Regions from separate parts of the Homo sapiens genome. Here regions 1 and 3 are each linked to region 2. A link is a contact called in ENCODE Hi-C or POLR2A ChIA-PET data. All regions are on one chromosome and are shown on one strand. The core of a region is the stretch at or near the end of the contact, and the rest is flanking DNA. Distances in the headings are between cores, read along the strand shown. Region 1 holds the start of MFN2 (mitofusin 2). Region 2 holds the start of DFFA (DNA fragmentation factor subunit alpha). Region 3 holds the start of ENO1 (enolase 1).

What was found. Hi-C counts contacts between places; a loop is a spot of excess contacts on that map. ChIA-PET counts read pairs that join two places held with the same protein, here RNA polymerase II (POLR2A). Pooled maps may share reads with other maps.
Region 1: a map of CD8-positive, alpha-beta T cell shows a loop between it and region 2 (17-fold over the local background). The contact joins the promoter of MFN2 here to the promoter of DFFA in region 2. A Hi-C loop is called at or near these places in 1 of 168 maps with a recorded cell type or tissue (CD8-positive, alpha-beta T cell) and 11 of 50 pooled maps. POLR2A ChIA-PET finds 5 or more read pairs at or near these places in 1 of 52 experiments (IMR-90).
Region 3: a map with no recorded cell type shows a loop between it and region 2 (16-fold over the local background). The contact joins the promoter of ENO1 here to the promoter of DFFA in region 2. A Hi-C loop is called at or near these places in 1 of 37 single-sample maps with no recorded cell type and 7 of 50 pooled maps. POLR2A ChIA-PET finds 5 or more read pairs at or near these places in 1 of 52 experiments (activated B cell).

The regions. Positions count from the first base shown.
Region 1 is chr1:11,978,620-11,982,411 of GRCh38, forward strand. It overlaps MFN2 (mitofusin 2), which reads left to right and starts at 1,825. Exons shown (of 19, transcript NM_014874.4): 1 at 1,825-1,865; 2 at 3,351-3,495. RefSeq lists silencers at 1,441-1,700, 1,871-2,110 and an enhancer at 3,567-3,666.
Region 2 is chr1:10,470,108-10,474,072 of GRCh38, forward strand. DFFA (DNA fragmentation factor subunit alpha) reads right to left here and starts at 2,422. Exons shown (of 6, transcript NM_004401.3): 1 at 2,216-2,422. The coding sequence starts at 2,351. RefSeq lists enhancers at 1,891-1,990, 3,952-3,965.
Region 3 is chr1:8,876,872-8,880,604 of GRCh38, forward strand. ENO1 (enolase 1) reads right to left here and starts at 1,815. Exons shown (of 12, transcript NM_001428.5): 1 at 1,709-1,815. It overlaps ENO1-AS1 (ENO1 antisense RNA 1), which reads left to right and starts at 1,964. Exons shown (of 2, transcript NR_038351.1): 1 at 1,964-2,089; 2 at 2,694-3,014. RefSeq lists enhancers at 652-1,244, 1,245-1,838, 1,839-2,430 and silencers at 1,189-1,308, 1,519-1,568, 2,289-2,538.

The DNA.
Region 1 (3,792 bases), core at 575-3,074, 1.5 Mb after region 2:
GCACTAGGCTACTCAGAGGGCAGTGTGGGCAGGACAGCTCCCTTTGGCCATCGTCATGAGACTGATAAACCAGTCACTTCTATATCAGAGTACTGATTTGCCTCTTGAGGTTGTTTGTGGCAATAAATTGAGGTTGTTCTACCATGGTTATAGAGCAGCACCATCCCACAGAATTACAGTTTGACCCACAAATGCAAGCTACTTATGTAATTTTAAATTTTCTAGTAGCGACATTTTTAAAAAGAAACAGGTGCAATTAATCTTAGTAATGTATTTAACCCAAATGACCCAAAATATTATCACTTCAACATGTAGTCAGCATATAAATAGTAATGGGCTAATAGCCCTGCACTGTGGCAGGTACCTGTAACCCGGCATTTTGGGAAGCCGAGGCAGGAGAAGATTGCTTGACTCCAGGAGTCCAGGAGTTCAGGACACCAGCCTGGGTAACAAAGTGAAATGCTTCCCCATGTCTACAAAAGATAAATACTAGGCATGGCTGCAGCATCTGTGGTCAGCTACTTGGGAGGCTGAGTGAGGTGGGAGGATTACTTGAGCCCAGGAGTTCGAGGCTGCAGTGAGCCGTGATTGCACCACTGCACTCCAGCTTGAGTGAGAGTGAGACTCTGGCTCAAAGATAGATTTTTTTTTTCTTTTTTGAGACGGAGTCTCTGTTGCCCAGGCTGGAGTGCAGTGGCATGATCTCGGCTCACTGCAACCTCCACCGCCCGTGTTCAAGCGATTCTCCTGCCTCTTCCTCCCGAGTGCACTATCATGCCTGGCTAATTTTTGTATTTTTAGTACAGACGGGGTTTCACCATGTTGGCCAGGCTGGTCTTGAACTCCCGATGCACCCGCCTCGCCCTCCTAAAATGCTGGAATTACAGGCTTGAGCCACCGCGCCCGGTCGATATTTTTTTTTCCTAAAAATTGAGATAGTTTAACAGCCTTTTTTGTCCTAAGTCTTATAGCGCATCTCCGTTTGCACTGGCTCAGGACTCGAGAGCCACACGTGGCTAGTGCCTACTGTTCTGGCGCGCTCAGGCTTGGAGCCTTCTCTGCGGAGGCCAAGTCCTGCAAGGGATCTGTTTGCTGCGGTTTCCTAGTAGTGTCTGCCGCATCACTGGGGCCCGGTGATCTGGGTAACCATGTGAGCTTGGGTAACCTCTCCTCTCCCTCTCCTGGGACTGCTGTGGACGTTAAATACAGCGGTGGATGTTAGAGACGCAGTTCAGTCACTGGCATTGATTCGCCGTTGTTGCTGCTCTTCTTTCCTCAAAGGCGACTGAAGGGCAGCAGGCCCATGCTCGCTTCTGTCTGCCCGATGAGTCACTTCACCCTAGGCCTGGCCCTCTAGAGAACACTCCTCTAAGATTACAGAATGCAAATCTGGATTCCAGAGCTGGCAGAGGCCCCAGGGTCAGGCTCTAGGACAACCGGCGAAAAAGCGGGAACCTCTACTCCACGCCCTTGGTTTTTCGCCCCTTGACAGCTTGAGGCTCCGCCCCGCTTTGCCCCGCCCCCCCAGCTCCGGCCGACGCCCACCGGAACTACAGCCCCCATGATGCAGTGGGAGTCCGAGCCTCTGCGTCGTCCGCTTGGGACGCGCCGGCGGAGGAGTGGCGCGCGGAGGAGTGGCGCGCTGAGACGCCGCTCGAAGCGCCGAGTCGCGGGGCAGCAGAGGCGTAAGGAGTAGGCGGGGCGAGCCGGCTGGGCTCAGGGTCCACCAGCTCACCCGGGTCGAGGGGCAATCTGAGGCGACTGGTGACGCGCTTATCCACTTCCCTCCTCCCGCCTCCCCCTGGGGTGGCGCTCGCTGGTGACGTAGTGAGTGTGATGGCCGCCGCGAGGCCGGGAAGGTGAAGGTGAGAGGGCGAGCAAGCCGGGGTGGCGGGGACTGGCCCGGCCCGGCCCGGCGAGTCCTGAGCAGCTCGGCGTGGGCCGACGGGATTCTGGGGCCACGGGGGTCTGGGATGCAGTCAAGCGGGGTCCCCACTCTCCGGCCTCGCCGCCGGGCCCTCCCCGGCCCTGAGAGGAGGGGGCGGGCCACGGGACCTGGGACTGGTCGGTGGGGTCCCCTGTAGCTTCTCATCGCCCCCGCCTTTCCACCCTTCACGGCCATGTTCTACCCCTGCCCCTTCTCTATTTTTCATCCTGTCTTCATTTTGCCAGCATTTACTCAGCACCTGATAGGTGTCCACGTTCACCGCGGGAGCGCCCTGCCATCCCCACTTTGGGCAGTTACTGCCTTCTCGTTCAGCCCTGTTTACTTATATGACTTCTCACCGGACTGTAAGGCCCTGGAGGGCAGGACTGTTTCTTATCCATTTCTAACGTGGCGCCTGACACACACAGAGAAGGCACACAGAAAATGTTGAATAAATAGCTGTTAAGACGCACGAAGGCAGAACTGCCCGTTACCCCCTCTCGTAATCCTTCATTGCCCTCTTTAAATTCTCAATCATCTCTCTCTCTTCTACCCAGAAAAGGGCTCTGGTTATCTCTTTTCTACCCAGAAAAGGGCTCTGGTTATCCGCCTCTGGTGTCCCAAGGTTTGGGGCTTGGGGGAGGAAGGCAGCTCAATGTAGTTAAAAAAGGAAGGAGGCCGGTCGCAGTGGATCACACCTGTAATCCCAGCACTTTGGGAGGCTGAGGCGGGCGGATCACCTGAGGTCAGGAGTTGGAGACCAGCCTGGCCAACATGGTGAAACCCCGTCTGTGCTAAAACCAAAAACTAGCCGGGCTTGCTGGCACACGCCTGTAATCCCATCTACTCAGGAGGCTGAGGCAGGAGAATCGCTTGAACCCGGGAGGCGGAGGTTGAGCCGAGATCGCGCTGCTGCACTCCAGGAGCTTTGGAGTCAAAGGGAGCTAATATTTCAGATCCCAGCTTAGACAAATCTTCAAGTATTCCAGCCCTCTGTCCCACAGAATAGAGAATTAAGTGAGATACTTTACAGTAGCTGAACACATTGGCTTTCAGTCAGTTCTTCTGTTCCTCAATAGTCAGCTGTTCCACAGTCCTCAAGCCCAGTTTTGTTCCTAGTTTTGCTCTGTCCTCTTCTCCCCTCTCTGGATGTACCTTTCCCAGGGCTCCTGCAGGGACCTCCGTGGTGCCTCAAACCCGCACATGGCGGAATACGTGTGCACAGTCAGGATTGGTCCCACACCTCTGCGTTTTTTTCCCCAGGGCACTTCCTCACATGCCAGCGCAACTCCCCAATACCTCAATGAGTAAGCTTCCCTCAGGGATGAGTTTGTTTGGCTTGAAACCTGATTAGACATGTTTTGTACACCAGTGTTTTTTTTTTTTGGACACCGGATCCATCTCCCTTTTCTTTTCTAATAAGTCAGGACTGGTGGAGTCAACACAGTCAATCAATAGCCAACCTCAACCTGAGACAGGACAGAAGAGAACTCAGAATCTTTTTGTCTTTTGGACTTCAGCCATGTCCATGATGCCTACCCTGTGAAGATCTCTCACCATCCAAAAAAGTAAGTAGTAGCTGTGACTTCTGGCACCCTGGATTTGAGCTGAGTGGACAGGGGTGTGCTCTCCTGGACCTCTGGTGGCAAGTCTCTTGAATGGCATCCTCTTTGTATAGAGCCACAGCTTTCTAACTTGTGTTGAAAAACTACCGTATCTTTTACTTCCGTGAAGGATTTCGCTGGTTGCTTAGAGAGCCTGTTTAAAAGTTGACAGTTCAGAAGTGGCTGGGATCTCTTGGGCTCCCTGAAGAGTTAGTCTCTGTCTCCCTCATTTGGTCTCTGCTGTGCTGGCTCTTCCCCATC
Region 2 (3,965 bases), core at 1,172-3,671:
CTGGCCTAAGTGCTTTTCATATACAGTATTTAATCTCATAATAATCCTGTAAAGTAGGTACTTTTATTAGTTCTGTTTTATAGATGATGAACCCAAGGCTCAGAGAGGTTAAGTAACTTGTCTAAGATCACACAGTAAGTGGCAAAGCTGGGATTTAAACCCACAAAGTCTGGCTCCTGAAAGTATGTTTACTCCAGCTACTCCACACTCATGTATGGTAGGCATTTGAGTTTTTACTGGAGTGAACAACCAATCAAAGTCTAGTTTGATTCCTTGCAAACAAGCAGTCTCTCATTCATTTATTCAGTTTTCCTCTTTTTTTTTTTTTTTTTTTTGAGACGGAGTCTCACTCTGTCGCCCAGGCTGGAGTGCCCAGGCGCTATCTGGGCTCACTGCAAGCTCCGCCCCCCGGGTTCACGCCATTCTCCTGCTTCAGCCTCCGGAGTAGCTGGGATTACAGGCGCCCACCACCACGCCCGGCTAATTTTTTTGTATTTTTAGTAGAGACGGGGTTTCACCGTGTTAGCCAGGATGGTCTCGATCTCCTGACCTCGTGATCCGCCCACCTCGGCCTCCCAAAGTGCTGGGATTACAGGTGTGAGCCACCGGACCCGGCCCTCAGGTGTCCTCTTAAATTCTCCTATGTGTAAAAATGTCAAAAAATACACCAAAAAGGCCAGGCACGGTGGCTCACGTCTGTAATCCCAGCACTTTGGGAGGCCGAGGCGGGTGGATCACAAAGCAGGCAATCGAGACCATCCTGGCTAACATGGTGAAAAACCGTCTCTGCTAAAAAATACAAAAAATTAGATGGGCGTGGTGGTGGGCGCCTGTAGTCCCAGCTACTCGGGAGGCTGAAGCAGGAGAATGGAGTGAACCCGGGAGGCGGAGCTTGCAGTGAGCCGAGATAGCGCCACTGCACTCCAGCCTGGGTGACAGAGTGACACTCCGTCTCAAAAAAAAAAAAAAAAAAAGAAAATGCTTTTTGTTCTTTACAGTATCTTCCTTAGCAGCTTCTTTTCTAACCTATGGGAAAGTATAAAAGAAGTGGAAGCTTCTATCAGTAGCTTTTCATATCATTATCATTGGCGGAGAGGCTTTCTCCAGGACAGGTCTGTACTATTCCATTTAGTGATAGCAATGCTTCAAATACTAACGGGACTGGAGTGATCAGAAATAGCCAAGAGACTACAAATATCCTTCAGCGGTGTTGTCTACCACCCAATAGAACAGCAAGGCATGTATGCGCTGGACTGCAGAGAACACCAGCCTCTGTGCCACGCACATCCAGCCACGGCACTGAAGGGGAATTAGAAGTAAAGTAATCTAATGTCAGGAAAAAAAATACATAAATGCTTATATGCAAAATCCATGTTACCAAAGCATTTATAATGCTTTGGCTGTTCATGGGTCTCTGAAAATTTCCATATGATTTCTGTTGGTGACTGAGAGGAAGCAACTGTGCCCTCTGACACACACTGTGACTACATGCCTGGGGCTGGCTCACACATGTAACCTGTAAAACTTCTTTGGGTAAGCGATTTGTTGCTACTGGCTAATAAGACTTGTAAGTCACTTAAATATATCATCTTATTTGAGAGAACCAACAACCCTTTGAAGCAGGGCTATAAATATTATACCCAATTTGCTGATGAGAAAACTGAGGGTTGAGAGCTGGTTAAGTGCAAGGCCAAGCAGCTGGTAAAGGTATGGGGCCGGGCTCGGAACTTCCGTCGGCTCCGTCACTTACAACTCACGTTCCTTGTCTGGACCTCCAGAAATGGTCAGTAGCAGCTCCCTCTTTCCTGCATAGGTTCCTGCCAGAGCGGACGGTGGAAACCCCTCCCCACACCGCCGTGGGCTCAGCTGGGGGTTCTTGTACCATCTGAGTGTGGCGGAGTGGCAGGAACCCAGTGGGGTCCGTTTGGTCCAACATCGAAGTGATTTCAGGCAAGAGACCTAAGCCGAGTCTGGCTTAATTTGCACATTGCTTCCTGGCTGTCTTCCCACCACCGTGGAGTCTCACACGAGATTAATTACGCTCAAGCGCCTTAAATCTGTAAATCGCTATGCCCACTCGGACCGTTTCTGTCCCAAGCCTCCACCCGAGATACAAGAATCCCCAAGTCGCCTCTCCTGACCCCGCCTCGCCCCCGCCGGACGTCCTCACCCGGCCCTGGCTCCCCCACACCCTCGCCCGGGGTCCCGAGCCAACCCTTGCTCCTCAGGTCTTCGAGGCAGGAGGCGGCCACGCCGTGCTGTTCGCGGCTGTAGTTGCGGCGCAGCAGACACGGCTTTAGAGTCCGGATCTCGCCAGATTCTGGTACCCCGGCGTCCCCGGTCACCTCCATCCTCCACAAGGTGGGACCTGCCCACCTTCGAGAAGTCGCGGGAGGCCGGAGCGGCGGTCCTTCTACTCGACCCCCTTCCGCAGCCTGCCGGGAGATGTAGTTCGTTCCGCAGCAAATCACACGTGAGACCAGGGCACGCCGGGAAATGTAGTTCTAGTTGCCGCTAATCACGTGTGGCGTCGAAGCATGCCGGAAACTGTAGTCTCTGGGTTTAAAGCCGCTTTCGTTCTATCGCGCGATTCAGCCTAGGAGTTGTTTTTAACTTTTAGGAGCTGCATTCGCGCGTTCAAATATAAGGCCAATAGAGACTTATTTTGCATGACGATGCACACGCATGTATACTGTATTGAATTTTTAGAGCATTCCTATTCGCATATGAGATGCATAATGCTAATACAGACACCCGCATGTTTCCACCCATTCTATTTCCTGCTTCAACTGTGCAAATTAGTTTGGGGTCTCAGAACAAAACGCTTAAATAAATATAGTAAGCATTAAAGTCTCAAATGCATCGGAGAGGAAAGGGGAAATGCGACTCGGCACTGTTGGAGATTGTTCAGATGCCTCTTGACAACATATTCATCTTTGTTTTAATACTGCTACTATGGAAAAGTTTGTTTTTTTCCTCCTGAAAAATAAACATCTAAGATTAAAAGAATAGTAATAAAAATGATCAAAAAGTTCCTCTCTTAAAAGAGGGCATTTTATGTAAACTAGAAGTAATTATCTGCTCATATTTATTCATTCGGGGGACACTTTCCTTCCTTGTTTCTTTTTTCTTTTTTTGAGACAGCGTTTCGCTCTGTCTCCCAGGCTGGAGTGCAGTGGCGCGATGATGGCTCACTGCAGTTTTGATCTCCTGGGCTCAAGCAATCCTCCCACCTCATATTTTGTTTATAAAAACGTGGGCAAGGGCCCCGGGGGCGGTGGCTCACCCCTGTAATCTCAGCACTTTAGGAGGCCGAGGCGGACAGATGATCTGAGGTCAGTAGTTTGAGACCAGCCTGGCCAGCATGGTGAAACCCTATCTCTACTAAAAATACAAAAATTAGCCGGGCGTGATGGCGCACGCCTGTAGTCCCAGCTCTTGGGAGGCTGAGGCAGGTGAATCGCTTGAACCCGGGAGGCGGAGGTTGCAGTCGGCCCAGATCGCACCATTGCACTCCAGCCTGGGCGTCAGGAGCAAGACTTCGTCTCAAGCAAAAACAAAAACAAAAGCAAAAACAAACAAAAAAAACGTGGGAGAGGAAATTGGATATTATCTCAAGAAAAGTTTAGACATTTAAAACAGCGTTTAGTAGGAGGAATTATTCATTAAGTCATCCCTTTTAAGCAGTCTATATTGATCAAAACACAACTATAATAGGAGCTGGCGGTTAACTCTAATGTATGTATCCTTTTTCATATAATTTCATTTTTTATTTTCTTATCTTATTTTTAGACAAGGTCTCGCTCTGTCGCCCAGGCTGGAGTGCAGTGGCATAATCATAGTTCACTGCAGCCTCAACCTCCTGGGCTCAAGGGATCCTCCTGCCTTGGCCTCCTAAAGTGTTGGGATTACAGGTGTGAGCCACTGCTCCCGTCCAATATTTAATTTAAAATCTAACAATTAAA
Region 3 (3,733 bases), core at 565-3,064, 1.6 Mb before region 2:
TTCGCTGTTGTCGCCCAGACTGGAGTGCAATGGCGCCATTTTGGCTCACTGCAACCTCAGCCTCCTGTCTCAGCCTCCCGAGTAGGTGGGATTACAGGCGCCTGCCATTACGCCCAGGTGATTTTTTTTTTTTTTTGAGACGGAGTCGCGCTCTTTCGCCCAGGCTAGAGTGCAGTGACACGATCTCGACTCACTGCAGGCTCCGCCTCCAGAGTAGCTGGGACTACAGGCGCCCACCACCACACCCGGCTAATTTTTTGTATTTTTAGTAGAGATGGGGTTTAGTAGAGTAGGATGGTCTCGATCTCCTGACCTCGTGAGCCACCCACCTCGGCCTCCCAAAGTGCTAGGATTACAGGCGTGAGCCACCGCGCCTGGTCGATTTTTGTATTTTCAGTAGAGACGGGGTTTCACCACGTTGGTCAGGCTGGTCTCTAACTCCCGACCTCAGGTGATCCTGAGGAGGCCCACCTCGGCATCCCAAAGTGCTCGGATTACAGGCGTGAGCCACCGCGCCCGGACCATTCACAGCTTTTTTAGCTGCCTGGATGGAACCCCGAATTAGGGACACGGTAAATGAATGGAGCAGTCAGGGCCCGGGTGGGCCTGAAAGGCAAGTGAAGCAATGGACCCTACCGCCCAGAGAAGCGCACAGAGCAGGGGAACATTGAACAGGAAGCTTTCTTAAAATACATCCTTCTTGGCCTAGCGCGGTGGCTCACGCCTGTAATCCCAGCACTTTGGGAGGCCGAGGCGGGCGGATCACCTGAGGTCGGGAGCTCAAGACCAGCCTGGCCAACATGGTGAAACACCGCCTCTACTAAAACAACAACAACAACAAAAAAAAAACAAAATTAGCCGGGCGTGGTGGCGCATGCCTGTAATCCCAGCTACTCGGGAGGCTGAGGTAGGAGAATCGCTTGAACCCAGGAGGCCGAGGTTGCGGTGAACCGAGATCCGAGATCGCGCAATTGCACTCCAGCCTGGGCAACAATAGCAAAACTCAAAAAAAAAAAAAAACCAAATCAGATCAGGCCCGATTTTTGGTGGCCAGCCGGGGAGCCGCTCTTGCCCAACTTGGGCGAGGTCGCCTGGAGGACTTGCCAATGATCTAACGGCTCTGCTGTAGGTTCCTCAAGAGGTGCCTTCTCGGAGTTAAATGAGTCACCGCTTACTAGGCAGAAGCGCGGGCCGCGAGCGCGGGCGAGAGGCGGGGGCTACCGGTGGGGGAGGGGGCCGCAGCCTCGTGGCCATCTCCACTATCGCCGCCCTCCTCCATTTTAGGAAGGGCCTGGCCTGAGTGGCCACCGCCGCTAAGTCTGCGTCTATCCCAAAAACCTTACACTTGGCTACGATGGAAAAGCAACTTCCACTCCCAACTCCCGCTGTGCTAAGCAGCTCGCGTGTGCAGCTCCCGACCTTCCCTGACAGTGACTCGGCCCCGCAGTCGGTAATCACGTGTTGATCTGCACTTTCCCCTCCAAAGAAATCGGGGGCCCAGCACGTGCGCCTGGCATTGCGCCCCCGCCCCGGGCCTCGGGGTGAGCGGGGGCGCCAGTTCCCACCCAGGGAGGCGGCTTGCACGTGCCCCCGACCCCGCCACGCTGGGCCTGCGGGCGCGCCGCCTCCCTCGGAGGGAAAAGAGCCCCACAAGCCCAGAAAAGCCCTGCGCCGCCTGCCCGTTGCTCAGCCCTTCCCCAATCATTACCTAGCCACTGGGTCTCGTCGCCTAGGAGAGGAAGCGGAGGGTGCTGCAGACACCGAGGTGAACGTAAAGCCGGCGAGATCTCCGTGCTCCGGGTACCCACAGATACTGTCCGCGCCGCCCGCGCCGACTTCCTGCCTAGCTAAGGCGAGCCCCACCCACTTCCCGCCTCCGGGGCACGCCCCCTCAGCTCCGCCTCGCCATTCGTCGGGAGAGCCGTCACTCATTCCCTCACCTCCCGGAAAGGGGTGGGACTGCGACGGCTGCAGTAGCGTGGAAAGGGGGGTGACGTCCCGCGGACTTGAGGCGGGCAGATCTGGGGGGCCCCGACTCCCCAGCGGCCCTGTAGTGGTGCGGGCGAAACTCTGGCCCCAGATAGGACCGGTGAGCCGAACTGGGGTGTGCGGAGCCGGGGCTCCGGGGGATGGCCCGGGGCGGCGTGGCGGGCATGAGAGCTCGGGGCTCCGTCACGTACTCCGAGTCCCGCACGCACTCAGCGTCGCTCTGGGGCCCCACGTCCGGCCCTCGACCTTGCTGACAACTTTGGCGGCCCGGGCCTGCCGCGGCCCTCCTGCCCCGCCCCTCCTGCCTCGCGCCGCGATCCGAGAGACCCCGTTGGCGTCGAGTCGTTGAGAGGCTGCGCGCCTCGGCCCCACTCCGGGGTTGGGGCGCTGGCCCCGCCGCAGCGCTGCGTGTCCGGGGCCACGTGCGCCGCCTGCGCCTGCGCGCTGCCCTCCAGCCGCGCCCGTCTGGCCGGGCTCCGCCTGGCACCCGCCAAGGTGACCCTGTCCCTTTCTCCTTGCTGCGGTGAGAATCAGGCCGAGACAGCCAAAGGAAGGTTCACTTTCCTTTAATTCTACCTCATACTTTTTGAGTGCCTTCTAGGTGTCCGGCGCGCCCCCACGTGCTTCCCCAGTGTTAATTCATTCTCTCTCTAGTCCATGTCATGTTGCCTCTCAAATTTTACATCCCTCTCATTCCCATCTAGGGAACTAGATCAAACCTACCTGGATTCTTGTGAACCATTCATGTGAATTATTTGGAACTGGAATTTCACACAGACCCGGGGAATTTCTCAAAGTTCAAGACGGGTCATATTCCGTGGAATACGGAAGGAGTTGGAGTGATTTCACTTTTCTGATCAAGAACTGATAGCCATTAAAACTCAGCTCCGCAATATATCCCCCCACTCCAAGGGAGGGCTGAGATGATCACTTCGTTTTCTGTTACGGCTACTTTTATATTTTTCAACATTACTGCTGGTCTGTAAGAGAACTAAAACATCTGATTTTCCTCATTTCCTTGTAAAGAGGTGTTCAAATATGTACTTGAATTTAATTATTTCTTCTGGTCAGCTGCAAAACCTGCTTTTCTTCCTTAACCCCTAGCATTTTTATCCTCTTAGCTACAGACAGGTTTCCATGGCGTTGGTTAAAAATTAAGGCCTATTGAGACCATAGTATTTGCTTTCCAGTGAGTAAGAAGCAAGAACTTTAGGATTAAATTCAGCAAAAAGAAAAAAAAAAAGAGTAAAATTTTGCAAGCAGAGTTTGTGATTTCACCAGCAACACACTAACGTTTTTGGCTACTGAAAACCACTATCCCCAGCCCCATGACTCAGCAGCTAAATCAACAGCCAACATCTCCTACTGGTAAGGACTCTAAGAAATCAGGCACTTGGTACTCTCAGAGCAATTCTAAGGCGTGGCCCTGAAAGGGCTCCAAACAATCTTATTTTACATAAAAATGGTTAGAGAGATAAAGATACTCTGCTGTGGCCAGAACCAGTAAATCTAGCAGGAAATCAGAGGCCGAACATGATCCCGGACTGCTGCCGTTGCAAGATTCTTGGAGGCTGCAGCGCCACATTCTGAGCCAGCACTTCGACCTCACATTGTAGCTAAAATGTTAATGATTACTAGAGATGTCCTGAAATCTTTTTCAAAATTCACAGGCTGCCAAATGCCCTCCCTGTTTCCATAGCTCCTTAGGCTTTGTTAGCAGGCTGTGGGGTTCACATTTGCTTGT